Linked DNA regions of Homo sapiens: region 1 is linked to region 2. Evidence: chromatin loops called from intact Hi-C (ENCODE). Cell type or tissue: gastrocnemius medialis. All regions are shown on one strand. Each heading gives the region's core, and the rest is flanking DNA. Links, peaks and the distances in the headings are about the cores only.

Region 1 (10,910 bases), core at 1,070-9,069, 230 kb before region 2:
CTAGAGTACTTTGCACATACATGAGATCTAAGGTTCATAAACCACTTTGGCAGTGCCTGCCACATTCACAAGTGTCCACTGAATGTCAATTTCTTGCCTTTTCTTTGCCCTCCTCCTTTTGTGAAATGATATTTGGCTTCCAGGGCCTGTCAGGGCTGCCGGTGCACCACACTTCCCTGAGATTCAGCATTCCTTTCCTATGAGCAAGGAACTGGAACAGGCGGCTGACTCTTGTCTAAATCAGATCCCCAGGACTCCTAGCCTGTGACTTCATTGCTGAACCCCAATGCTGCAGTACTCTTTGGATGCAGAGAATGTTGGTGTAAATGCCACTGAGGTTCTTCTGCATCCATTTTATTTCATGTTCCTCAGTTTTATATTTTTTATATTTTATCAGTTTTACCCTGCACAGAAGAACATAAAGAAGAGAAAACTACATTAATAAACCTTGTGTTTTTAAGAATTTCCCCAGTATTACGCTGCCATTTTTGGTTTGTTGAGCTACCAAAAACTAAACTATGGGGACGAGTGAAGATGAAGGGGTGAAATCCTCTAGGTTTTAATACATTTTAATTAATTATTCCTAACAAGTGAATTATTTCTAACTTGTGAATTATTTCTAACTCCTTAGGAATAATTATAGGTGTATAGTTTGGACAATTAAAATATGTTGATAATTCGGAAATGTGATGTTAGTGACTAGTGTTAGACTAATCTGCACCCCAGCTTTATCCTCAGAGTCGGTTGGTAGCATAGTGGCTGCAGTGATTGGGGTTCACCCTCCCTTGCTCATTTCAGCTCATGGTATTACTAGTGAGTAGCAAGATCACCTAAAAGAAGGCAAAAGCAAAGGCATAGGTACAGATCTACTTGGTTTGCAGCAAATCTGCTTTAGGCAAACTCCTTACATTGCTCAAAGAGTTTTCAGAGTTTTGGTACAAACACCATATAACCGTAATAGGAGCAACCAGCCATGAAGGATAACACAGGTCTTTAGTGGAAGACCAAAGATGGTGAATCAGGTAGTATCACTAAATGCACTTTTAAGTCAAATACTTAATGTTGAAACTTTATTTAAAATATTATATAGGTTTGTGTATATATATGGGGATGTAAGAGAAAGGGACATGCCTAAATAATTACGTTAATATAGGAAATATACCTTTTTCAATTCTGCCTTCTTCCATCGCAGTTGATTAGATGACATTAAATGAATATGTTGTTGTGGGCCAGGTGGTATTTTGCGGGGGGGTAACAACCTGAAAGTTGTCCTGGTTTTTTAGCGCTGCTCTTTCCGAGTCTTATTTATTGAAGTTTAAACTATTCATAAGATCTAGTGGTAACTGCTGTAAAGGTAACTGGGGAAGTTATAGAGGAAATGACTATGACTTTACCGTTGCAAATAGATTAATGCACTTTACTTTTCCCCAACATTTTTATTGACTGTCCTGTCATATCCCTTCTTAAATCATACTTACTGTTACCAGTTTTACCTTTGAATTTACCTACAAACCTAATTTCTCATTAAAACAATAAAAATGTATGAAGTATAATATAATTGATGCAATTTTAGCCTCCCTAATGAATTTTTTAAAATACTCTGGTATTTTAATATAAAGTATTACCCAGATACTCTATAACTTAATGATCAAAATTTAAGAATTAATTTCTTTATAAAAGTGTTTAAAAATAGCTTGGATGAGGTATTCTTTCAACATGTATCCCTGAAAATTATAAATAAATGGTTATTTTTAAATATACCAGTGGCCACTTTTAACTGAAAGAGTCCTGGTGTGACAGAATGTTTCATATCCTATGATGTTTTTATATAGAATTTATAACCCTTGTGCTTCCAGAAAGGATTTGAGCTGACTTACAGTAAAACGTTTGTATAAACAAAGACTGCTCCAAGCGGATTACAAATTCTTAAAAAAGTTTGAAAAAGAGAGAAGCAAACAAACCATGATAATGCAGTTACTGATGAATAATGATTAAATTTAAGGCTACATTCCTGACTAGCAAAGTAAAGGGGAAAAATTGGGATTACCTAATTATTAAAGTAAAACACTTCATTTATTTTCTTTCTTTTTCTTTTTTTTTTGAAATGGAGTCTCGCTCTGTCATCCAGGCTGGAGTGCAGTGGTGCCATCTCGGCTCACTGCAAGCTCCACCTCCTGGGTTTACGCCATTCTTCTGCCTCAGCCTCCTGAGTAGCTGGGACTACAGGCGCCCGCCACCACGCCCAACTAATTTTTTGTGTTTTTAGTAGAGATGGGGTTTCACTGTATTAGCCAGGATGGTCTCAATCTCCTGACCTCGTGATCCGCCCGCCTCAGCCTTCCAAAGTGTTGGGATTACAGGTGTGAGCCACCGCACCTGGCCAACACTTCATTTCTTAAGAAAGGAATATTATTTTTCTTTTATTATATTGTAAAAGGAAATACTTTATAAAGGAATATATACTCTTTTGAAAATAGTGAATAATGAGTCCAAAATATGAGTTTTTAATATAGTGCTAAAAAAGTGGTTTCATGTTTGGGAAAATTATCAAAGGCCTAAATTAGGTGTCATGCCACATAAATGATTGAATAATTATCTGTTTTTGCTGTAACTTGCTTAACTACTTTGTTACTCTGTCCAAAGAAGTAGCTTATTGAACCCATTTTTATTTCACAATAATTTTTAAAAATAATTATTTTATAAGCATAAAACGTGTACCAGGGTGGAAACCCATTTAGTCAGGAAAGAGTTGAATTGTGAAGAGAGTGTTTTTTTATACATGTGTTTTTCTTTGTTTTGAGGGATAGGTGTGTGAGTGACATTTGTAATTTAGCTTGTTTTTCTGGGAAGAAGATTGCTGATCCTTGGGTTTAAAGATGAGGGCTCAAGATTAATTGATGAGACTAGTGATGGTCTAAATTTTACAGAACATGCATGCCACTAATAGCTTAATAGTTAGGATGATAACAGTTTGTGAGTGAATTTATGTGCTTTATTTTTCTCGAACTTACTGACTTTGAATACGTTATAAAATTGGAGCTGTGCTCCTAAGGAGTAACATGGAACTCCATCATAGGTCCACCTCCAGCAAAAGGCTAGCAGGGGTGGTGGGGACACTGAGGCTGGCTTGATTTCCCATCCTGCCCCCCATGGTTGGTCGTGGGAAGAAGGTCGGGCTGCCGTGGCTCCTGTGCACTTTGGTTGCTGAGAGTGGTTGTGGGCAGCAGGCCGGTGAGCAGTGGGGGCAGGGATCTTGACACCAGCCCTTGTTGGACTCCACACCCTTCTGACCATTCATCCACCTTTGGGAGTGGGGAGCAGGGTCTGTTGAAAGAGGCAGCCGTGTCATGCTCCTGTTAGTAAGGGAACTAGACTTTTTTGAGCCTAAAACCATACAAGAGAATTCAACAGAAAGAGAATTTAATGTATATATTCATTCTTGTAAAACAATAATATTGTAGTAAAACTTACATCTGTGTGTTTGCTGGCCAGGCTAGTCATTTATGACTTTCTTCGAGTAAGCGAAAATCCTTGGAGTCTGGCAATTCTTCCTTGTAGGGAATCTTCAAGAAGACTTTAGCTCCAACTTTATTCTTTTGTATTTCATTACCTCTGGGAAAATTACTAGCTGGGCATTTTGTGGCATTCTCAACCTCAACTCTAGGGCTAGTGCTTTTAAAATCTGGTCAACTGCGTAATTGTGAAACAGTACTGTGTCAGCTTTATGCACTTATTATTATTTTTTTAAGACACAAAAACTTACAAATTGGCAAATTGTTTTTCAGTGTTTTCCCCTTCACAGGGCTTTAAAAATATCTTGAGTATGTTGGGGTTAGATTGGGTGGTTGGAAAGCAAAGCTCCAAGTGCTAGAATGGACGGCTGCCCTCTGCAGCTTCAACACAGGGATCCACTCAGCCCCCTTAGCTGACTACTGGTGCTTAAAACGGTTTTTGACAAACGCCAGAGTTTCACAAATATAGAAGTAGCAGTTATAGAGGTGGTTTTGCAAGTCCCTTGGAACATTCATGCAGGTCTGCAGTCACTCTTAATTTGAATGAGAAAGAAGATGGTAGAAACTATTTTTATTTTCTCCTGGGAGCAAGAGAAAAGGAAGGCTAGAACTCTGTACTATGTAATTTTAAAAAAAGAAAAAAATCGGACTCCATTGAGATTCTTTCTTGTTTACTTTTTGTTTTACTCTCTCTGTCTCCTAGTATGTTTGACTAATGTAAGTCTTCCCCCAGGAATATGAGAATATGTGGTACCGTCCGCCTCATAACCTTCCTGGATATTTTTATAATTTATCATCAGCTGACACTGCTTGGGTAGAATATTCTTACCACTCCCTCTGGCTGCTGGAAGTCTGAAATTACATCTTTGTCTTTGAAGTCAGGCATACTGTTAGCGTTGCTATGGTGACAGGGTGGGTAATGGCCTCCGCAGACAGGAGATTGGTATTTAGCGTTTAAACACTGCTGTACACAAGGCCTTGATTTTTAGAGTGGTTACTGAACTATCCCCTTTTAGTAAATGTTTAAAAATTACATTTTTACATGGTCTTACTAGATTAATAGTCATGGTTTATTTCATTTTAACTGCAAGGATAAAAGCATTATTCCATTAAATGGGCAGCTTTTTTTTCTCTTTTGGTTTATGCATTATTAACACAGGCTTTCCTGTTTTGCTTGTAACATTTTATAGGCTTTTTCAAACACGCAGTCAGATTTGCTCTGTTGCTCCTTTATTTTTTGGACTTAGCCCATTATCTGCTTGATCTTGGACAATTTCAGAGGAGACAAAGTTCTAAGGAACTAAGCTTTTAAAATATTAAAAATGAAGTTCTTTTTTTTTTTTAATGTATGAGTGATAATATTGATCAAGATGTCTCTTTGGTTTCAAGTTTCTAGTTAGCCCCTTTCCTGAACTATACCCTCACATGAGATAGTAAAGGAAGGACAGTTTATGGTTCTGGAGAACTGTTGGACATTTTGAAAATGCTTTAGTTGATGTAACTTTCGAAGCAATATGCTCTGACATAGTCAGCCTGTGTGGAATGAGGCCGTTTGCACACACATACATATGATTTTTTTTTATCTGTGAGTATTTTGTCTTTAGAATAAAGATGAATCTTAATAGTTTGTATGGTATATACAAGTCCCTGTCTACCTGATACATAAACTGCTACTAAAACATCATTTTTAATGTCTTGTGATACAGAATTTATTACTTTATGAGGTATTTTATTTGTGGTAATTTAAATTGTTTAGGAAGTTTTTCCTTACATTAGCTCGAACTGTTTTTTTTGTTTGTTTTTTTAAATCCTGGTTCTACTTCTGCCTTCTTAAACCACACAAGGTAAATCTAAATCCTTCTTCTATATGACGGCTGTTCACGTATTTGAAGATAGTTTTCATTTACTAGGATTTCTTCTGGGCTATTAATAGTTACTTTAACTATTTCCCCCACTGTGTGGTCTCAAGTTCCCCTGCACCCTATTCTTAATTCCTTAATGAGCTTCATTTTTGTATAAGCACCTCTAAATGTGATATCCACAACCAAAGGGCAGGCTCCAAAGGCATGGCTGGCGGAGGCCACCTGGCCCGCTTTGTGTTGGACCGTCACGCTGCCGTGTATCGGAGGCGTCAGGGTCTGCAGGGCTTTGCGGCAGCTGCAGCCCACTCTTGCCACTGTGATGGGAGCTGCTCTGAAGGATACGTCTCATCCATCCTGCACCTGAGCTCAAGTGCTCATCGACCCTTCCTGGCTGCTGTTGGACTGGGTCGGGGCTGTTGTTCAAGCTTGCTAACGTGTGTTAGGATCCTGAATCTGGCATCTGTTGTATTTAGTGTAATTCCTACCTTTGTGTCCCCTCTGAATTTGTATCTCATGATAGCTCTTAATACAGAAAGTTAAATAGGCTAAATCCAGAGCTTTCTGACATTCTGGTTATTGCCATTCAACCAGGTGTGATAAACCTAGAGCTACTGTATGTTCCAGGCCATACATTACATATTAACCACAATCCTGTCCTAGAGACTTTATCTGAGGCTAGGTGGGGATCCAGAACAACGCTATAGTCCTTTCTGTATATGTTATAGTGCTGTCTTCCAGAATGACTTATTGTGGATTATATATGACTTCCAATGATGTAACACATATAAAGGCTCTGTAATAATTGAAAGTTATACATAATTTGCTATTGACATAATTTTATCTTTATCAAGTTTTCTACATGAGAGGAGAAAATCTACCTTTTAAGCTAGTTCACCTTGCCACCTGAGTGATACGCCTCAGCTCCTTCCCTGTGTCCAGGAGGAACAGCCAAGATAAACATCAAGAAAAGGTAGGAGAACCTATGCCCATCTCCAGAAGGGCCCTAGAAACAGAGCCTGGATGTCATGGGGTCCAAGGCAGAAGATACTCGCCCTGGACTTGGGATCTTAGAAATGAAGTAGCCCCATTTCAGGGGCCTAAGATTTTAGGGAGGAGGGCTGTTGGTCTCAGAAACCCTATCCTGTTAGGAAGGTTACTGGAGGCCGCTGGTGGTGGAAGCCGCGCCTGTTCTATTTCCTCACCTTCCTGTGTTCATCTGTGTATCTGCCAAGTGCCCTGTGCTTTGCTTTTTACCACCAACTGCTTGACAGCCGTCCAGGACTGCTGGGTTCTGGACATAAGGTCAGATAAAACTGGCCTAGTCTTTTCTAGGGATGTAAACCTTGGGGAAGACATGCACCAGTGGCCTGGTACTGGGGACAAGAGCAGGGCCTCTGCTTCTGTAGTGCACAGGGGCTGCCTCTAGCAGGGGAAGGAGGTGGGAGGCAAGTGGGCCACTCAGAAAAAGACATTCTTTTTTGAATGAGTCCCAGGTACTTTTGTGAGTTCATGGAGGCTGGCCCATAATTTCCACTCGGACTTGTCATAAACTCTCCCTGCTTCTTACCCCCACCCTTCTCTCAGAAGCCAGGACTCAGTGAGTTCTGGGCATGGGAACCTGGGAGGCAGAGCACTTACAAATGAAAATTTGGCAATAAGTTTTATAGACTGGAAAAAAATTGCTTCAGACCAGTGCTGGTAGCAGTGGAGTGGCAGATAGGAAATAGTCCTCTGGAGGTGGCCTCTAGGGACAGCAGCCCTTTCTGTGGTCAGTCCATAGACCCTCTGCTGGGTCACCATGGAGGCTTCTTTAACCAGCCTGCAGTTTCAGCTTGAGTTTGGGGTGAAGGGTGGATGACAGCTTCTTAGTCCACTGATATCTTAATGAGATTTCCATTCAGTGTATTTTGCATCTCCCTCCAAAAGGAAAAATATATGAGTGAATTTTGTTTATAGCATGTGTAGCAGGCAGGATGTTGCAGGGACTTTGGGATATTCTGGATCAGCACTGTCCAGTAGAACTTTCTGCAGTGATGAAAACAGTCCCTATCTGTGTTGTCCAGTATGTCAGCCACTTGCCATATATTGTTATATACCACCTGAAATATGGCTAGCAGAAGGAATTTTGCGTTTTAGTTAAATTTAAACACCCTCATGTGGCTAGTGCCGACCATACTGGACAGTGCAGTTCTAGATTATGGATCCCATATGGTCAGGATCTTATTACAGACTGAATTTGGTGAAAATAACAATGTTAGGTTAAGACTCTCAAATTCTTGGCATGTAAGTTATTGATTTGTAATGTATTCTGAGCTGGCATTTAAAATTACCTCATTTTTACAAGGATACAAGAGATTGAAGGAACAAATATATTTTAGATGTAGAGTTTATCTGTTGCAGGGTTTGGCATGTAGGCCAGGAACCAAGATTCCAGGAGTAAGAATGGCACACTTGGTGAAAGAGTGCTGTGCACTTGGATGCTGATTTACAAGTGACAGAGCCACTGTGTCCCACGTCTTTCTCCTTGCCTGTTTCTCTGGGTTTTCAGTTATCTATGTTTATTGGAAACAGTTATCACAGAGTTGAGTACCTTGAAGATCTCTTGTGGACATCCCCACTTCCTTCCCACATACTCACCAGTACCAGGGTCAGCTTCAGGTAGGAGGATGGCACAGACTCAAGGTCAAGCAGAGGTGTGAGCCACAGAAGCAGAGTAGCAGGCCAAGTTCCAGCATCCTGGCTGCCAGGACCACCGTGCAGGCTTAAGAAGCTGGAGCTTTAGGATATGGAGTGTCCATCACTTGGCATCTTTCTCATAGCCCAGGTGGCATCTGAGAATTAGGTTAGGGTTGATTTGGACCCTATGGTTTGGTAAATCATGTCCCTTGAATGTATACAAATGATGTCTGTTGATATTTAAAATATGTTTCTTTCTGTTTAATTGTAAAGGGGATCAGGAAGTCTTTTCTCCCACGAGTCTCAAATAATTTCATAGTTAGAATCTGGTAATTTCAGGCCAGCCTAGGGCTTTTCATGACTCTCACTTTTTAAGGCTGGTATCCTCATTTGCTGGATGAGTAGGGGTTCTGCTGATGGAGATAATGACACCAGGATACCCATGTGTTGAGTCCATCTTGCTGCCCCTTCCAAGCCCCCCAAACAACTGGAGTTCTGTATTCTGCTAGGGAATCTGTTATGTGGTGTAGCCTTCCTCTTAGACTTAATTCATTCACTTTTTTAGTGCTCTACATGTTTAGAATTTTCATAAGAACTGCATTTTACATTCAGTATAATGTAGTTGGGTAGTTAGAATAATATGTTCCAAGATCTCTGATTCATTTGTCACCCGCCTTGCAAACTCAGCTTTGGCTTGTTGTCCACATCCATCCCACTGCACACGGCAGTCTACCATTTGTAGTCCAATCCATGCCTTCTGGCTCCATTTCCTGACATCAGGAGGTTAAAGACTAACTTGTTTTCTCCTAGTCACAGCTCCACACCTAGGAACAGCTTTTTCACTTTTAAACAGTTTATCTCTGTTCCCCCTACCCCCTTTAAAAAGAAAGAAAAACACTAGGAATGAGTAATACTGATTTCTCAGTATTTGTTTGATTCTGTGGCATACTGTACACTTCAGCAGCAAAAGTAGATGGTTGAGTTATATTGCTAGTTCTTACTCAGTCTATAAACCTAATTCGTTTTATTTATGATGGGAGAAGGAGAATTTATGAATTCATTTTGTTAAGCAATTCTTGAGCCTTTGTAGTGTGCTATTATGATGGATACACTCCTGGTTTGAAGAAATACAGAGTCCCTGAGATCGTGAAGCACTTTTCAGCAAATACATTTTGTTGCAGTATGCATTTACCCATCTTGTTGAAGGGCATTTAAATGTTGTCCAAATGTCTTAAGTATTTCTTTTGAATAATCATTATTTTTAATTATAGTCTGGATTTCTCTTTCCTCTTTTGTGAAATAATCGTCTTCCTCCTTCCTTTTGGAAAAGTCAGTAATCTGGGTAATTTCTGCTAAAAAAAAGCTCTATTAAAACCAAGGGGTGATTGTAGTCCAGTTAATGAAGCAAAGCAAAAAAAGATGAGGCCAGGAATCATACGGAGTTAGTTTACTAATGAAGCAAGGTACTTTTAAAAGGTAAGGAAAAATAAAGGAGCCCCTTTCTTTTCTTTCGATCTGGTCATTACCTGGGATTTTCAGTTAAGTGAAATCATTAACTACTCATATGTGCCTCAACCTAAACACCAAACCCCAAAGACTATTTAATTATCATACTTTGGTTAATAAGATTACAGGAAGGTTATTAAATGAGTCTGTGGGACTTGCCTAGAAAAGATGAAATGCAAAATGAAATGTTTTCCTCTATTGGGAAGACCACTTGGCTTGTGTTCTTTTTAATGGTTGAGCGTAGTATCATTCTGTTTGGGAAGGGTGAGTGTGGGAAAATTATGTACAGTCCTCAGTATCCACAGGGAATTGGTTCTAGGACCCCCACGAGTACCAAAATCGTAGATGCTCAAGTTCCTTAGATAAAGTTAGTAGTTGTAAGTAACCTACCATCCTCCTACATACTTTTTGTATCATCTCTAGATTACTTATAATAACTAATACAATGTAAATGCTTTATGAATAGTTGTTGTACTTTGTTTTTTAATTTGTATTATTTTTACTGCTTTTCCTCCCCCAATTTTTTATCTGCTATTGGTGGAGTCTGCTGACACAGAACCCATGGGTAGGGAGGACCAACCGTACTCATTCTGTTCAAAACGTCTTGCTTAATTCGGTCTGTTTATTGTTACAGTGTGTAGGGTTTTGTACTTAAAAATCTCTTAAAAGGAGGATCAGGAGGGTTGTAGTGTTCTATTATTAAAATATTTTTAATAAAATTTTATGAGAAGTCTTCAGAAACTGTGACTGTGTAAAGGTTGAATTGTCTGACTACATCATTTGAGTCAGAGTCCTTTTTAAATATATGACCAGTTTTAAAAATACAGATTCTTCCCCATCTCTCCCGGGTAAGTAAATAAAAAATATGTCCACCATCCCCTGCTGCCTTTCGATCCGTGGTGGCAGGCGGGAGGTCTGCACACCAGGCTGCTCTCTCTGGTTTGCTGTGCAGCTGCACCTGTGTGCTGGTGAAATTTTAATTCAGTATTGTCTGAAGATTGTCAGCTTCTTTTTTTTTTTTTTTTTTTTCTCGAGACAGAGTCTCACTCTGTCGCCCTGGCTGGAGTGCAATGGCGCGATCTTGGCTCATTGCAACCTCCGCCTCCCAGATTCAAGCGATTCTCCTGCTTCAGCCTCCTGAGTAGCTGGGATTACAGGCACGCACCACCATGCCCAGCTAATTTTTGTATTTTTAGTAGAGACGGGGTTTCACCGTGTAGGTCAGGCTGGTCTCGAACTACTGACCTCGTGATCTGCCCACCTCGGCCTCCCACAGTGCTGGGATTACAGGCATGAGCCACCACGCCTGGCCACTTGTCCCCTTCTTAATTTAAACCACGACCAAAACAGAAAT
Region 2 (10,910 bases), core at 1,007-9,006:
TAATTGGAGCAATTTTAAATTGAAATGATTGCCTTTATTTGTCTTATCTTTAAACTGAATCTCAAACTTTTACCTCAGTTTTTTACAAATAAAATGCAAGAGGGAAGTTGTTTTACTGTTAACTGATTATAGATTATAATGCCTTTTTCTTCATGTTCTTATTTCAATTTTTCACTTTTGAAAACGTTGGACCCATTTTTTTAAGTGTAACTCCCCAAAGAAGAAAAAAACTCTATACTAAAATTTAGAAACCTCCTAATAATAACTGTCCCGTTAATAAAAAAGAAAACTCCATACTAAAATTTAGGAACCTGTTTTTAATAACTGTCCCATTAATGACGGCAGAGCTTCTGAGGTGCTGCCCGGATGAGAGTCTTGTGTAAAGTGTGTTAGAGCAGCCTCTTTTCCTAGTCAAGTAGGCCTTGGGTACAAGGATATGAAAAATAAGCTTTAAAAATTTATTTGGATATATAGTTTCTATATTCTAAGTGTACATATGGGTTTATAGACATATATATATTCACACATATATGAATATGTATACATATATATTTTTTAAGCTCTTATCTAAAGTGGTTTTTAAGTGATGTGAAGTTTAACCTCAGCATCAAAGTATATTCTAAAATATAAAACAACTATTTTTTATCATTCTACATTTTTTATTTACATCAACTGTATCACCCATTACATATTTGATAAAGAGGTTATGCCTCAGTAATTCTGAAGCTGAAGGCTTAAAATCTCAGCCCAGTGACTCTGGAGAATCACGTGTTAGTTAAAGGGAAAGCGGCGGCCTCACATGCTGCGTAAGTTTCATTCTCAGGCATCCTTTCTGAGGGACCTACTTTTACTGGAGATCATTCTGCTAAATAAGGTAACATCTAGCCTCAATGGCAGTCATGTTAGTTAACCCCCTAAACCTTCAAAAATATGTTTAAAATTATGTTAAGCTAAATAAAGAAAAAAGGAAAAAAAACTTAAGAATTCTGTCTGTAATAATTTCTCTATATTGCAAATAATAACCTAGGTATGCATAAATAAAGTAAATTATTGTTCCAAGAAATCTTTATTGAGAACTGAGAAAAGATTTTGTACAATAACCCTAGTATTGCAAATATTGTAAATATTTTTACAAATACAGAGATATAAATAAGAAAGGGAAGAGATACAGTTGGCCCGCCTAGGGCTAAAAGTGTTACCTGTCCAGATTATGTAATCCACGGAGTAGGCTTCAGGTGTTCAGAAACGGCAACTCTTGATATTTTAGTGTCAGGTAAAAGCAGGTACATAGAAACCCAAGAACTAGAGTATCAATATAAAACACATGAGCATATAAATACATGGGCATAAAAATAAATGTATATGTTTATCCATAAATCCCAAAGCTTTGGTTGACCCTTAGTTTATCTAAAAAAAAAAAACAAAAAAAAACAAAAAACACACGAGCTTATAGCCCACACCACTGGTTCCCGTGACTGGAAATCTACCTTATATTTTTCAGCAAGCACCGTGTGGTTGCTCATCCTCCAGATGCTGTAGCATTTTAACGAAGACACCCTTTAGCCATTCTTGTTTTGACAAGGAAAAGTAGGAGTCCATTTAATGTTTTGGGCTCTATAATATCACATGTAAAAATTTTAATTCACTATGATCATTCCATGAGCTAGAACCCTTTTATTTTTAAAAATAACATGAGGTGTCACTGGAATTTTGCCTTCTGGGATTCAACGCTTATATCCAAAAAGGGCTTTGTTCTTTTTTGTTTTTGTTTTTAAGTGTATAAAAGGGGGAGTTTGGGCCTTTTATTTAAAGTAAAAGTAAATTCCTAACTAAGAAAATGTATAGTTTGTGCCTGAACTAGTAGCCTTCATTCCTAATTGTTGTGTGATAGCAGTAGTTTTTAATCTCTTCTCTTCTTGTATTTGTTAGCTCATTACTTTTTTCTCACCTTCTTCCCTCTCCCTCTGCCCACCCATGCCCCACCTCCACATGCTGCTTCTGGGTACTAGAAGTCCAGCTCCTCCACCACTACTGGGGAGAAGATCACGAAGGTGTACGAGCTGGGGAATGAGCCAGAGAGAAAGCTCTGGGTCGACCGATACCTCACCTTCATGGAAGAGAGAGGCTCTCCTGTCTCAAGTCTGCCTGCCGTGGGCAAGAAGCCCCTGGACCTGTTCCGACTCTACGTCTGCGTCAAAGAGATCGGGGGTTTGGCCCAGGTAAGAATGAGTGAGGGAGGGGGTGAAAAAGGAAGCATTGTGGATAAGTTCTTACAGTGGCTTTCTTTGAATGTGTGGACTCATTTTTTTTCTCACAAAGGAAAAGCTAAGCCTGTGTGAAAGTCGCCTTCTTGCAACCCACGTCTGTGTGCTGTCAGGGAGCACTGGGGGACCCTGGCTCTGCCACCAACTCGCAGCGTGACCTCAGCAGGTCATGTTCTTGGACCTCAGTTTCGTCATGTATACAGCGGGCCAGACTAGATTTTCCTGTAGGTTTTCTTACAGCTCCAGAATTCTCTGGAATCTGCCAGTAGTTCATAGTAAATACTCAGAAATGTTTTACAAATGACTGAATTAATTATCTGTGTCAGATATAAGTCACATTTACTGCTTCCCTCTATCCAGAACAGGTTAGCAGGAAAATTAAGTGATACTTGTCAAACCATGCCCACAATAACTGGACAGTTAGGAGGGCCATTGCTGTGACCTCCAGCGGGCTAGGCCTGAGGTGTGACAGGGGAGCTGCCTGGGGTGCAGATTTAAGGAGCTATCCACTGTGTGCTTGCTTGACTCTCAGAGTGAGTGCGTCCTGAAGTCTCATACCCCAGGCACCGGCTTTCCTCACTGTAGCCCTCGCTCCTTAATCAGGAGTCTAGTTGTAGGACCACGCCCTGTCATAGGAACAGGGAAAAGGTACTCACTGTGTAACCTTTGTCTTTCTAAATACATGAGTCACCAGCCCCAAAGCATAGATGAGAAAACTCCTGTGTAACAAAATCAAGTACAGGATGGGGTGCAGTGGCTTACACCTGTAATCCCAGCACTTTGGGAAGCCAAGGCAGGAGGATCACTTGAGGCCAGGAGTTGCAGACTAGCCTGGGGACCCCAGTAAGACTTTGTCTCCATTAAAAACTACAAAACTTAGCCGGGCGTGGTGATGCACACCTACAGTCCCAGCTGTTCAGGAGGCTGAGGTGGGAGGATCACTTGAGCCCAGGAGTTCAAGGTTACAGTAAGCTTTGATCACACTACTATACTCCAGCCTGGTTGACAGAGCAAGACCCTGTCTCAATAAAAAATAATATATTTTTTAAAAAATAGAATAATGCTGTAGCCCAGGGACACTCACAGGGTAGTTGGTGGGGCCAGGTCTGTCTGACTCCAGACACATACTCTTCCCATTTGCCACTGGTTCTGGAGTCCAGCTATGCATTAGAATGGCCTGGGCAGCTTTTCAAAGCTGTCAGTACCTGGGCTACCACCCGACATCAATGAAATGAAACCTTCTGTGCCCAAGGTAATCTAACAGGCAGTCAGAATCAGGCGCCCTGCGCCCCACCAAGGTGGCGGGGGTCACTAACTATCCAAGGGCAAGTCATCTGCCCTGCAGGTGTCACTGACGGCCTACCGTGGTCTCAGTGCTGCGTCTCGGGGGAGAAAGGGGAGGCCTTCTTTGTGCTTAGCCTTCCCACTAGGTGCCTAATCCATTCCATGGGGGAACTGAGACCTGTGACAGAAAGAATTAGAGCTTGCCCATGACGCTGCATAACCAGCTGCTAAGTCGTGTGATACCACGTGTGAGTGATGGTCAGCAAAGAGAATGATTGAGACACGCCTCTCTCTGACCTGGACTCCCTGACCTTTCCCCTCTGCACCTGGGCTCCTTTGCCTTCTGCCCCTGGACTCCCCTGACCTTTCTCCCCTGCACCTAGCCTCTTCTGACATGGATTTTTTAGAATCACCAAGACTGCTCAAACGATTAGATTTTATCAGCCAGCACAGAGTAGATAGTGTCTGGCTACTTCCTTACTGTGACTGTGTCCACAGTATATATAACCAGGCTGGGTCTGTCATGAGACTCTCCGCGGGCTTATAATGAGGGTTGCTGGAATGTAGCTGGGTTGCATCTTTGTCCCCACCCCATCATGCTGTGTACCTTGTGGGCATCAGATGTGGTTGGGAGCAGGTGCTGCCACCACACAAAGCTCAGCTCCCAGCCTTCCTTCTTAGGTCACACTGAGCAGCGCCCAGCTTGCCATTTCTGAAGTAACCTGAAGACCCACAGTTTGCAGCCCTGCATTCAGTGCCAAAAGAGGGCGGTGGGCATCTCCGGGAGCATCCACAATTTATTATACACCACCGAGTACTAAGTAAATGGACAGAAGAGCCGTGTGAGAAAGTTTGAACCCAGAAATTTAATATTTCATTAAAAACCACTGTCCCCTTACCTCCTCCCTTGCCACACAACGCAGGAGACATCAAAAGGCAAAACCTTCCCCAAGTTATTTGCAAATCCTCATGTTTCATCCATGTGTTTAACCGTTTAACCTTTCATAACCTGTTCCCAAGTGGGAATCAAAAGGTTAAAATAATGCCTCGGATCTTGACGTCACATTTCAGGAGTTCTCTTTCTTTCTCCTCCTTTTGCGACTGTGTTGTCTCCAGCCCTTTAAGCCTCCTTGAGTAAGAGCACCGCACAGGAAGGTGTGCACCTGCCCCGTCAGCAGGGCTGGTGGCCAGTGGCATCGCATCATGCTTTTTAAGTTGGGGGCCGTTGGTCCAGGGGCTCATTTGCCTTTGCACGAGGTGCTGCTTTTGCTTTTGCCTGACACCCCAAGCAGTCTTGGGGTGAGGGGATGGGTACGGCCCAGAATCACAGGCCCACTTCTGAGGGCTTGCAGCTGCTGGAATGAGCACTTTCACATCAGTGCCCAAAAACCTAACTTGGAAAATAGTGCCGTTGTTGCTTTTTAAATGTTTTGAGATGCCCTTTTTCCTTAATTGGAGGTGCAGTGGGATGAGCGTGAGGCGTTGGGAGATGTGGCGGGCAGAAGGACCTCCGAGCAGTGCTTTTTCTGTTGCCATCAGCAGGTTCCCTAATGGTTTTATAACTGTAAATGCTGCCTATGCACTGCTGAGTGGGAGTAATGAGCATTAGTTAAAAGAGGCAAATGAAGAAAAGTCAACCAAGACATTAAGTGCTTTTTTTGTCTCCTGGCTTTAAACAAGCCACTTTGTTGCAAACCAATGATCCTGCCGTGTTTTTCACTAGGTTAATAAAAACAAGAAGTGGCGTGAGCTGGCAACCAACCTAAACGTTGGCACCTCAAGCAGTGCAGCGAGCTCCCTGAAAAAGCAGTATATTCAGTACCTGTTTGCCTTTGAGTGCAAGATCGAACGTGGGGAGGAGCCCCCGCCGGAAGTCTTCAGCACCGGGGACACCAAAAAGCAGCCCAAGCTCCAGCCGCCATCTCCTGGTAAGTGGCGGCGCTGCAGTCACTGGCCCAGGAAAGCCCAGGCGCCTGGCCTGGGAGGTTCCGGGAAGGTGGTTTCACAGTCAGGCCAACAGGGAACTTGGGACTTTTGAGAGGTGGGGGGTTCCTGTGTCGTTTTGTTTATTTAATTGGACGCCCACTGGCAGTGTTAAGGGATGAGAGAATTAAATCTGGGATATGGCCATTTCTGGTTGACACTTGGAAGGCACCCCTTCTTTTGCTTTACCTTAATCAAAACAGGCTTTCGAATTCTAAGCCATATACGTTTATTGCTTATACAAGTATTCAAAAAGATTCCATCTACCTCTACACAAAATAAAGATCCCCCAGTGGCCAGTTTGAATACATGTGCACTTCTAGGAAATGCCACCCTACAGGTTCGACAGCTCGAGCTCCCCCGCCCTCTTTCGGAAATCCTCAGATTTGAACTTTAGTAAAATGAAGCCTGGGCTTCGTTTCTAATGTCCCCTACCCAGCAAGTTCTCACTTCTAGGGAATTTAACAAGCTGTCGTGGTAAGGATCCACACGGCCTTGTTTTGGAAACAGGTGGTCTTTTGCAGCCTTGTTCTGGAAGTCAGGGGTCTTAGGAATGGGTGCAGCGCTGGCCACCAACACGCTCGCAGGCCGAGCCACATCAGTGACGCCTGCTGGCTCCCTTCCCTCTCCTCCCCACTGACAGAGACCCTCCCATTCCTTTCAGCTCCCCTGCCAGCCTTCGTTCTACCGTTTGGCTTTCAGATTTGAAATGACAAAATCATATATTCTGATAAATGCAATAGTAGAGAGGGGAAGAAATTGGCACCTTAGTGCTGGGTGGTGACCTTACTCCAGTAGATCCGACCATTCTCTTATCTGTGTCTGCCTCGCAGTCAGCGACCTTCAGCACATTAGCCTCACTGTTCCTGGTCCCTGTCTATGAGATGTGGCTGCACCCACCGCTCCTGTACACAGCTTGTTCTGAGCGTGGCTGGCAGCCCATGTTTCCTGAGCACTTCCAGTGTGCTGGGCCCTTTTCTAAGTGCTATCATTTCATTTTCACATCAGCCCTGTGACATTGATACTATTTTAAAATCCATGAGAAAATGAAGGTCTCGTGGAATCTAAGTACTTGCCCAAAGCCAACTAGCTGGGGAGTAGAAGGTCTTATCTGGGGCATCTGGTGCTACAGTATACACGATACCCACCAGACACCTCTGGCTGTATTGAAAATACCTTTGTAATATGTGAAATGTTTACACATAGAAGCCAGAGAAAGAGGTCATTTCATTTTTAATGATTTCCTCTAGCTGCTGTCTGGATGGCAAAGCTGATATCCAAGGTTGCTAATCAAGGGATCTCACATAAATACGTTTTAGGCCCAAAGTGCACTTGTAGTGAATATACCTAGAATTACATCTGTAGGCTCTAAAAACAAGTAGAAATCCTCGCTAACCTCATCCTTAAAGATTCAAAGGCTTTACCAACTCAGGTGTCCCTTAAAAACTGGGAAATCTAATTTTAAAAATCTCACAACATTACATCCAGTTCACAGAGTAAAACAAGCTGCCTGTGAACAGCTCTGAAACTATTTTTCCAAAATAAAAACCCAGTGGGGCGTAGGGACCAAAGTGGTGATGTCTGTAAAGATCTAAGGGTACATTTTATTTGCCAGGAAAGAACTCGTGTCACTGAATGGGCTGCACTTGTGTATGGAGAATAGCTCTCCCAGTGTGCATCAGCTTCAGGACGGGGGCCCTGCTGAGGCGTATAGATCCTTCAGAAAGTGGAGGGCCTGTTCTCTTAACAGCCAGCCGTTCCCTTTTCCCCTTTTTTAAACTGTCATTTTTATGGCAACATTATCATTTTAACTACACAAAAGAGCTTGGATTGCAAATGGACTCCTGGTATACATTCTTCTCAGTAGTCCAGATGGAGCCGAGGGCCTGTGACACAGGAGGCAGTGGAAGGAAAGCCTCCTGGTCTCGTCCAGCCCCGAGAGCGCGTGCAGGGGGCTCCAGGCACACACAGGCGTCTGGGGGTCGCAGGCAGAGGCACCCTGGTCTTCAGAAGCCTCTCGATTCACTGCCACCCACACAGCAGGTGGCCTCTCCGATTCCAGTCCCATCATTAGGGAAAGTGTCTGGAAACATTTTTGTTGTTAAAGGAAAATAAAATTATTCCCAACTATTGGCCATGTTAGAGTCTCATTTATTACAAGATTTTTAAACACAAATTTACGGTAAAAATGTATGTTCTTTGAAGTCACTTTTTCCTGGAAGAACATAATTATAGTTTATTTTTTACCAGCACATTCAGGCGAACTAAACTAAAAGATTCTGAAGAAACATTTTAGATTTTTTTTCACCCAATGGTTGCTCTGAACCAGCTAAAATCCTAAGTCTTTTGACTGTATTCTAAGAGCACTCTAAGTCATCTGTCTCTAGTCAGGTTTCAATTTGGGGTGCTAATACAGCTCTAGGCTTCAATTCTGTCAGCCTCTGGGAGGCATAAGCCCCTTGGCCCCTGGGGCTGCACCCCACATATCACTGCCAAGTGGCTGTGTGGCTTCTCACACCGGATGTCTGGGTTCCTGTCTTCCAGCCACCAGAGCAAGTCAGTGATTGAGACTCCCAGGTGAACCAAGGCAAGGCCATGGGGTGTGGTTTGTGTCTTTAAGGTGCCAGTGGCGATCTTGTTATAAAGCATCTAGAAAAGGTTGTGGGGGAGTTCCAATGAGCGCTGTAGGAAGCACCTCCCCAGCCTGTAAGCTGGAGATGGGGAGGGGAATGGAAGGGACCAGGCTGGGAGAAGTGGGGCAGGGGTGGGGCATGGAGCTCCACATTCGGTTAATAAGTCTGTAACCAAAAACCCATCCATCTTGGCTGGCAGGTGGCTGACTGAATTTCTATTATTAGCTGACAGGTGATGTCACAAAACCTGTCATGGATCCAACTAGGGAATCCTCAGTGGAAGATAAATGAGAAAGGGACTCAGGTTATAAACAGAGGTGCCCTCTGGTTGACCTCTAGTCACTGTAGACCTGGGACATATCAGCTATTCCTTCTCCCCACCCTACTTCGCTCAACCCCGCCAGAACTAGGGCACCAGGTTCGTGCCGGGTAAATTATCTTCCCAGCTAGGAGCCTGGCCATGCTGTCTGAAGTGTGTGAATGTACTTAACCTTCAGTAACCTTTCCATTGTTTACTTTAGAGTATACATTTGTAGCTTCTGGCAAAAGGTAGGGATGTCCTAGAGAGCCTGCCAGCCTCCTCTATTAATGGAGTTACAAGAGGTTGCATTCATTTTTTTTTTTTCCATGAAAGGAAAGGAAAAAAAAAACACTGGCAAGGGAGATTTTTCCTTTTTTTTTTTATTAGCTATAAATGTGAATACTTGTAAATAAGGGTCTTTCTGAAATCAAGCCTTGCAAGTGATGTTTCCAAGGAGGCTGTCGGCTGGAGCGGAGCCTGCCTGAATTTCGAAAGCAAGTCATTTCTCTTCTGCAGCACTAGGCGGGCAACCATGTCTGCAGGATTATTACCCTTTTATATCTGCAAAAGACGGCTTTCTTCCTTTACTCCAATATACCTTTTTAACATGTGTTTCCAGGGTTTTACGCAAATTTGGTTTGTAAGTATGAGTGAATACATTTTTCTTTTAAAATACCTACAATAAGTGTCAATCTTCTCTGTATAACAAACCCCCATGACATGCGTTTACCTATGTAACAAACCTGCACATCCTGCACATGTACCCCTCAACTTAAAGTTTAAAAAAAAAAAAGTAAATAAAAACTTTTTTAAAAAAGTCAGTCTTTGTGGCATCTCTGAGAACTTCTCTAAGTCATTCAGTGCAGGGCTCACAGGGACGGATGTTACGCAGTGTTCAGCTCTGTTGGCCAGCGTTCATTCCAACCCAGGCCAGAGGCTGGGCAGACCTCATCTGGCTAGGAATGTCTCTGTCTAGCTGAGGCTTTCCGAGTAGAAATAATGTACTCATTTTGATTTCTGACTCCTTCCCAGTGTCCTCTGTAACCTCTCGTGGTTTGTTTCACCTCCATTGCCACTAGAGTAAAATGTGAATAATGGTAGTTGTAGTGAGCCTTGGGAACGTCATAGGAAAGGCATTCTACACAATAACATGGAAAACGTTATTCACAAGCAGCAGTAATCCTGCCATTTGTTCGGGGGGTTCTGCACGTTTTTATCAGAAACTCCATGAGGGCAGGGGTTGTTGTCTTTCTTATCAGTTTGGTCCACTGGTGTATGTGAGCATAGAAGAGAACCTAGACTATAGTAGGTGTATTACTCATTTATTAAGTATTTGTTTAATTCACACATGAAACCAGTATCTATTGATGATCTGGCGTGCTAAGGACTGCAGTAGATGACAGAGCAGGAGCCCTGCAAATGTTACGTTTTTCCCTCAAGGTGAGGTTAATTAATTTTTCCAAGAGTCCCACATAAGGTTTGGAAAAAATCAGTTCAATTCTGTTATTATAATGTAATTATACTTAAAGCCAAATCTCAGCACCCTGATAACAGCATTAAAAAAACGCCAAACCAGTATGACTTGTGCTTTTTGATAACAAATCTGATTTCATAGGTCAAAAAGTGACACTATTAATGACAGCACAGACACATTCAGATGTTGAGAAGCTATTGAAATGACATAAGGCTCATTGTTAATTTGTGTCCTTGCTTTTCATCTTAAACATTTCACATTGTCTAAGACCCAGAACTAAGTTTTCTAATTTCGTTTCTAAAACAGCACAATAATTCATCGAGTTGATGCACAAAAATTTTCATCCCATTTATAAAAATGTACATTTAGATTATTTCCAGTCTAGACAACAGTGAATGAACACTCTTCTGCCTAAAGCCTCCTTTTTATTAGATTATTTTCTTGGGATAAATACCCCAGAAAATAAGTATCCAGTCAAAAGATATAAATGTGTTTTATGGCTCACAAATGAAATATGTTGCCAAATAGTTTACTCAAAAACTTCTTTACTAATTTTTACTGTAAACAATAGAAAAGCAACGAATTTTACAACATCATTATCAGCAATGGCTATTGTTACTGTTTCTAATAAGATGGTGTCTTATTTACATTTATGTCTTTCATCTGTATAACTAGCAAGGCAGCTGGGCTTACTTGATAATCTCTGGATTTCTTCCTGTTTCTCTTGGTGCTGCTACTATCAGCTAACTCGGGATCCTTGCAAGGCCCACAGACCCCCCAGTCAACTGGCAGCAATTCCATGGCAGAGGTTCCAGGTGACCTGAAGCCACCTACCCCAGCCTCCACCCCTCACGGCCAGATGACTCCAATGCAAGGTGGAAGGTATGTTCAAATAACTCTGTGAGGCATACAAAGTCACATTTGTTCATCTTTTAGTTTTCTGGGGCAAACTTCACAGAGAGAAGAAATGG

Evidence for each region. Hi-C counts contacts between places; a loop is a spot of excess contacts. Peaks named below come from ENCODE experiments on the same cell type or tissue, not always from the same donor. Only the 100,000 strongest peaks of a DNase experiment are listed, where the experiment ranks them.
Region 1: a loop joins it to region 2, with 2.0 times the contacts of the local background. A loop is called at or near these places in 6 of 110 quality-filtered maps.

What each region holds. Positions count from the first base shown.
Region 1 is chr6:156,949,361-156,960,270 of GRCh38, forward strand. The region is part of intron 4 of ARID1B (AT-rich interaction domain 1B); the gene reads left to right. Among named protein-coding and RNA genes, the nearest start is that of MIR4466, 180 kb to the left of the region's middle. RefSeq lists enhancers at 8,715-8,844, 8,865-8,914, 9,055-9,104. In gastrocnemius medialis, for the core only: a CTCF peak has its summit at 4,325; DNase peaks (open chromatin) are centred at 4,301 and 6,601; H3K4me3 peaks cover 534 bases; H3K27ac peaks cover 8,000 bases.
Region 2 is chr6:157,178,960-157,189,869 of GRCh38, forward strand. It overlaps ARID1B (AT-rich interaction domain 1B), which reads left to right. Exons shown (of 20, transcript NM_001374828.1): 12 at 2,010-2,219; 13 at 5,272-5,476; 14 at 10,683-10,821. Among named protein-coding and RNA genes, the nearest start is that of TMEM242, 140 kb to the right of the region's middle. RefSeq lists a silencer at 4,736-5,030 and enhancers at 6,983-7,483, 7,484-7,984. In gastrocnemius medialis, for the core only: CTCF peaks have their summits at 5,487 (motif pointing left) and 5,687; DNase peaks (open chromatin) are centred at 5,462 and 8,352; H3K27ac peaks cover 4,087 bases.